Regions from separate parts of the Homo sapiens genome. Here region 1 is linked to region 2. The links are chromatin loops, found by intact Hi-C in ENCODE. Cell type or tissue: prostate gland. All regions are shown on one strand. Each heading gives the region's core, and the rest is flanking DNA. Links, peaks and the distances in the headings are about the cores only. Region 1 overlaps ADCY2 (adenylate cyclase 2). Region 2 overlaps ADCY2 (adenylate cyclase 2).

Region 1 (2,919 bases), core at 186-2,685, 63 kb after region 2:
CGCAACTACTTTTGCACCAACCTATAATACAATATGAAGAGCCGAGCTTCAAATGAAATATTATGCTCATCTAGCTCAGATTCCATTAGATAATGGCATTTGGTTTGATTCTCACAAATTAAGACAGTATTTATATATTCACATCCAGATTGACTACAGTTAGTACCTTTAAGAGAAAATTATTAAAATCAATGCTCTTATATTTGTGAAATTATGATAATTTCTGTACACAGAAATTATCAATAGATATGATAATGAAAATGTTAACAGTAGAACATTTAAAAAGTTTATTACTTCAGGGGAAAATGTACATCTAGCTAAGATTGCATATCACTGTCAATTAGGTAAAATATTAGCTAGTTATTACACAGACAAATTTTTGAAATTACAAAATTAAAACAAGTTACTGTGTTTGAAGATTTAGAAAAATACGTGGTGATAATCTTGTCAAATATGCTAATCTAATAGGAATATGTTATATTCTGCTCATAGGCTAGTAACTTACTAAAACAGACCCGGGCAGATATGCAGGAATTTTTTTCTGTTCGTGTGACATGCCAGGCAAAATGACGAATCGGCAGCACTTGCAGCTACTTACTAGACGCATGGGGGTTTGGCAGACATGGGTTTGGCACAACAGGTTCAGGATGCGCTTGGTTCAATTATTCACCCATGCATTTTCCATGCATACCTCAAAGTTCTCCCTCACAATTGTTTTAAAACTTATGCCAAATGTGTTGTTCCAGAGGTCAGGGAGACAGGCGGTATCTTTCCTTGTCACCAAGCAGTGACAAGGTAAGTAAACCTGTTCTGAAGTGTAAAAATTGGTAGGCATTGCTGCTGGCAAGGACAAGAAAGTAGAAGAGAACAGAGAGGTGACAGTTGCAATGACAGGGATGAAAGAGGAAGTGGAGGATCAAGCTGGTGGGGGGAGCAGAAGAAACCAATGATGGGGATAAGAGGAGAAACAGGACTAAGATTCTAAAATGGAAGGAACCTGATTAAGAAAAATGGAGACCCTTGATTCAGTGTGTAGCTCTGTAGAAAAATTACAACTTGGCTCTTGATATGATCATTGGCTTCAGTTTATCCTGTTTTTGATTAAGTATTAAAGGCTCTGGTGGAAAAATGTTTATCAAAATTCCGACCATCCTAATTAAATGTTATAAATGACAACATCTCAAAAAATATTTTGGCCTTTATTTGGAAGATACTATTCAACTGAAAATGAGAAAATGCCTGCTGTGAGCCCAGTCAGTGGAGTCATTTTCTTTGATCTTTGGTTTAACTCCTGGCATAATTTCAACCACATCTGTTTCCTCCCTTCCTTGATCATCTCACTGAACCCCATGATCGGCTCTTACTTACAGTGAGCTCACCGTGTACCTTCTAGAAATGCACTTGGATGTGAATATCACATTCATCCATTAACAAACAAGGGATTGATACTAAATGCAGTGGGAGATGTAATAAAAGAAGAAATATATAGGAAAATCCTAGCCAGGCACTGTGGCTCACGCCTGTAATCCCAGCACTTTGGGAGGCTGAGATGGGCAGATCATGAGGTCAGGAGTTTGAGACTATCCTGGCCAACATGGTGAAACCCTGTCTCTACTAAAAAGACAAAAATAAGCTGGGTGTGGTGGCGGGTGCCTGTAATCCCAGCTACTAAGGAGGCTGAAGCAGGAAAACTGCTTGAACCCGGGAGGCAGAGGTTGCAGTGAGCTGAGATTGCACTACTGTACTCCAGCCTGAGTGACAGAGCAAGACTGTGTCTCAGAAAAAAAAAAAAAAAAAAAAGGAAAATCCTATCATAGAATTGATGATGGGGACAACGAGCAGTGGGGTGTGGTAGGAAAAACGTGGGATGAATCCCAATGTTCTTAATCCAGTACATGCAGATCTTCCTCAGAAAAACAAAATGTTCATACATGCTCCACCAAAAATATCAGCCAGCTTCTCTTCCTTCCCTCTCTCTTTCCTTTTTTTTTTCTTCCCTTGTTTTGATCCACTTGCAATGGAAACAACTGGTAGTCTCTCAAATTAAGTTAAATCTAAATTTTTCACTCTAAAATTAATTCTTCATAATTTAACTTAATCATTATAAAAGTAGACTTCATTTACAGTTTCATTAGTTTCCATTTTAACAATAAGATGAGACACTTGAAGAGAAGTAGAAGCTCATATTAAGTGAACTTAATAAAATGAAAAAAAAAATCCAGAAAAGTTATAAAGATATCAGAGTGGCTGAGAAGCAAACTTTTATTATTAGAAAAACGAAATCCATCTTAAAAATCTTGCTTGGAAAATATAGTGGTTTCATGTTTCATATAAACATGTACTTTTGTGTATTTGCCTAAAGGAACATCTACTTTGGCATTTTAATTAGCTGAGGACCGTCATTCTGAATGGCAGGAATAAGCCGGAGCAATAATTACTTGTAACATTTAATGTCACAAAGACTGTGATGTGTACTTTGATTATTTAATTGTCCTTTAATTTCCCATAGGAAGACTTCTTTATGCCAATCAATCATATTTTACAAAATCAACCTGTTTCTTCTTTTCGCCCTGGGTGAGCCACATCCCTGCACTGTTGCTCCACTGGGTACCACATTGCATCATTTTTGCTGACATGCTTGTCTCTGGCCAAATGCAGAGGTGGTTGAGGACAGTGACCATATCGCACTTGTCTCTGTTTTCCCAGAGGCCAGTATAGTGTTTGTTAAATGGTAGGAACTCGTCAAATACGTGTTGATTCTGTTTACTATTTTTAATGATGGACTCAAAGGGAAATTACCAGGGCACAGAAACAAAGAGAGAGCTCAGTGATAAAGGAACTGAGGCTGTGGGGTGGGTCCAGGAGTGTCCTGGATCAGGACTCAGGCTATGGCACTTAGGGGGTGAGCTTTTAACACCC
Region 2 (2,919 bases), core at 249-2,748:
CCATAAAATGGTCAAAGAAGCTCTTAGAACTCTGAATGGTTGCAAGTAACTGCACACATCGCAACCAAGCTGTGTGTTGACTTGATGGCTTAAAACACACATTTAAAAAAACAACAATTTGTAAAAGGCAAGTCATGAAACATGCTAAAAAAAATCAACTTAAAGTCTGTTAAAAATTTAGAAATCAGGAAGCCTTTGTTTTCAACCAAGTAAACGTTACTTTTTTTTTTTTTTTTTTTTTTTTTTTTTTGGTGACAGCGTCTCTTTCTGTCACCCAGGCTGGATTGCAGTGGCACTATTATGGCTTGCTGCAGCCTCAACCTCTTGGGTTCAATCAATCCTTCCGCCTCAGCCTCCAAAGTAGCTAGGACTACAGGCGTGCGCCGCCAAGCTCAGCTAATTTATTTTTTGTAGAGATGGGGTCTCATCATGTTGCCCAGGCTGGTCTCAAACTCCTGGAATCAAGTGATCTTCCCACCTCAGCCTCCGAAAGTGCTGGGGTTACAGGCATGAGCCACTGCACCAGGCCTAAAGGTTATTTTTTAACAATATTATAAAGAAAGCTGGATTTTTTTTTCTCTAGGATTTGAACACAATCGGAAAAGCTGTCGCTGTTTCAGAACCTATGACACATTTGGTGTTCTTACAGCTTGTGGCCCCAGGAAGATGGAACTGTATTGCAACAATTCTAAGATCCACTTTTTTAAAGAAAATATTTTTACATCTCTGAAATATGGGTGTATCTTATAGTTAGTGGCAGGTCCCAGTTTAATTGGCAACAGCCCATAAAATAATGTAGCAGCTCTTAGTGGATGTCTCACAGTGAATCAGCAACGCAGGATGGCTCAAGGCTGTGCGTGCCGTGTTTGTAGACGCGACCTTGACTGAGTGCAGGTAGCCTAGGTCCAATCAAAGGGTTTTTTTTTTTCTAATTTGTTCAAAAGTGTCCTTCCTTCTGTCATCCAGTCTTGCAACGGGATGCATTTGTAATTGTTCTACTCCAACACTGAAAGGATCATCAATATCTCCTGACTTACTCCTTATTCCACATCTTTGCCACAACTGAAACCGAGACCTCTTTTGCAGAACGTACCCACTCGCAATTTGAAGTCGTTGAAGGAGTGCTTGTTGATGGCATCCAGCTTCCCTACCAGGGCAAAAGCAAACTCCACCATGGTGCCAATGTGCATGTACTGCCGCTCGGGCTCCTGAGAACAAACACACACAGGCAGATGGAAGTTAGAGCATCACAGCTGGAAACTGTTCCCCTTTGTCCCAAACCTGAGCTTTAGGCAGAAAGGAATGCAGGCAAATTCTAATGCTACAAGGCACTGCAAACATTCTATAAGAATCAAATCCCATCTCAAGGAAGCACTGTGTGGCCAAGGGGAGACGTTAGGTGCTAGAAGACACTGACTTCCGTGTCTCAGGCCCCCTCAGGCCAAACGCATCATGCGGGCTAAGGCTGACCACGGGGAACCTGTATCGTATTAGTCCAGAAATCACCAAGGGAAGCTGGCTTTGAGGAGGGGCTGGCGCCTTCTTCCCTCCTTTCCCCTCCACAGCCGGCCTTTGCCTTTCTCTGCGGGGCTCTGGCTCTGGTGGCCTGACCGCTAGGGGGTGCCCGCTCCTTGTCCTTGGGCTGCCAGTGGCGATTGCCCAGTGGGAGGTGCAGTGGAAAAAGAGAGCAGGGAGGAGGCTTGGGGCCTCGTTCCTCCTCTTCCCTGCTCACCGCAGGCTTTCCACAGGGGTCAGTCTTCTTCACGGAGGACAAGGGCTACTGCCCCGGGTGGCAGCTACTGTCTCTGCACTGCAGCTCTCTCTAGTTCTGGGAACATCCCCCTCCTTTTGCCCTCTTAGGCCTTGAAATGGAGGATTTTAGGCTAAATTGTGTCCCTCCAAGTTCATATGTTAAAGTCCTAACCCCAGTCTCTCAGGATATGACCATATTTGGAGATAGGGTCTTTAAAGGGGTGATTAAGATAAAATGAGCTTATAAGGGTGGGCCCTAATCCAATATGACTGGTGTCCTTTTAAGAAGAGGCAGTTAGGACCCAGTCACCCACAAAGGGAAGGCCGTGTGAAGACACAAGGAGAGGAAGGAAAGAGGCCCGACAGGGGGAGAAGAGAGGCCTCAGGAGAGACCAACCTTGCTGACGACTTGATCTTTGGTTTCCAGTCTCCAGAACAGCGAGGCAATTAACTTCTGTGGTTTAAGTCCCCCGTTTGCAGTACTTTGTTATGGCAGCCTTAGCAAACTAATATGGAGGGTAACAATTTCCTCATTTACTCGTCCTTGAGGGCTGTGTCATCCCACGAGGAGGAGGGAATTACAGAGCTGAAGGAGAGAAGTCCTGAAGATTTCCCAGTGGGAAGAAGTGAACATTTCTATGCAGATTTCCTATTAATTTCTGTTTATCATTCCTGTTACCTGTTTATATTTAACATGAATTTGTAGCACTTACTATATTTATATTTGGAATTTCACCTTTTTAAAAGTTTCTATTTTTTGTTACATTATTAGTATATGCGTAGAATTCATTTAATTCCTTTAAATGTCCTGAAGGTTTCTGCTCCCCCAATACTTAACGATTCTGTGCACCAAAGTGGGGTGGAGCACGGTTTCTGTTCCAGCCTGCCTGCTGGGCTGCTGGGCCTTCGGGGTTTCAATGACATGCGGTCCCAGGCCTGCCGGGCATGGCTGCTTGGCCGAATGGATGTCCGTGTTAGCACGGAAGCCAGTGCCTTGTGTCTTTTCAAGTCGGCATCCCTCACTGGTTTGTGAGCTCCACCAGGGTAGAGACTTTGCTCTATTAATCTGTGTCTCCACAGCAGAATAAAGTCCCTGACAAAGAAGAAGAACTCAATAAATGCCTATTGAATAACTATACTTAGGTTGGCAGTGGGATCACCAAGAGG

The links. Peaks named below come from ENCODE experiments on the same cell type or tissue, not always from the same donor. Only the 100,000 strongest peaks of a DNase experiment are listed, where the experiment ranks them.
Region 1: a loop joins it to region 2, with 7 times the contacts of the local background. A loop is called at or near these places in 8 of 110 quality-filtered maps.

The regions. Positions count from the first base shown.
Region 1 is chr5:7,751,776-7,754,694 of GRCh38, reverse strand. All of the region lies in intron 15 of ADCY2 (adenylate cyclase 2), which reads right to left. Among named protein-coding and RNA genes, the nearest start is that of CFAP90, 98 kb to the left of the region's middle. In prostate gland, for the core only: no CTCF peak of the experiment used is centred there; no DNase peak of the experiment used is centred there.
Region 2 is chr5:7,815,155-7,818,073 of GRCh38, reverse strand. ADCY2 (adenylate cyclase 2) reads right to left here. Exons shown (of 25, transcript NM_020546.3): 23 at 1,094-1,208. Among named protein-coding and RNA genes, the nearest start is that of CFAP90, 35 kb to the left of the region's middle. RefSeq lists enhancers at 644-1,371, 1,372-2,100, 2,337-2,874. In prostate gland, for the core only: a CTCF peak has its summit at 1,611 (motif pointing right); a DNase peak (open chromatin) is centred at 1,633; H3K27ac peaks cover 773 bases.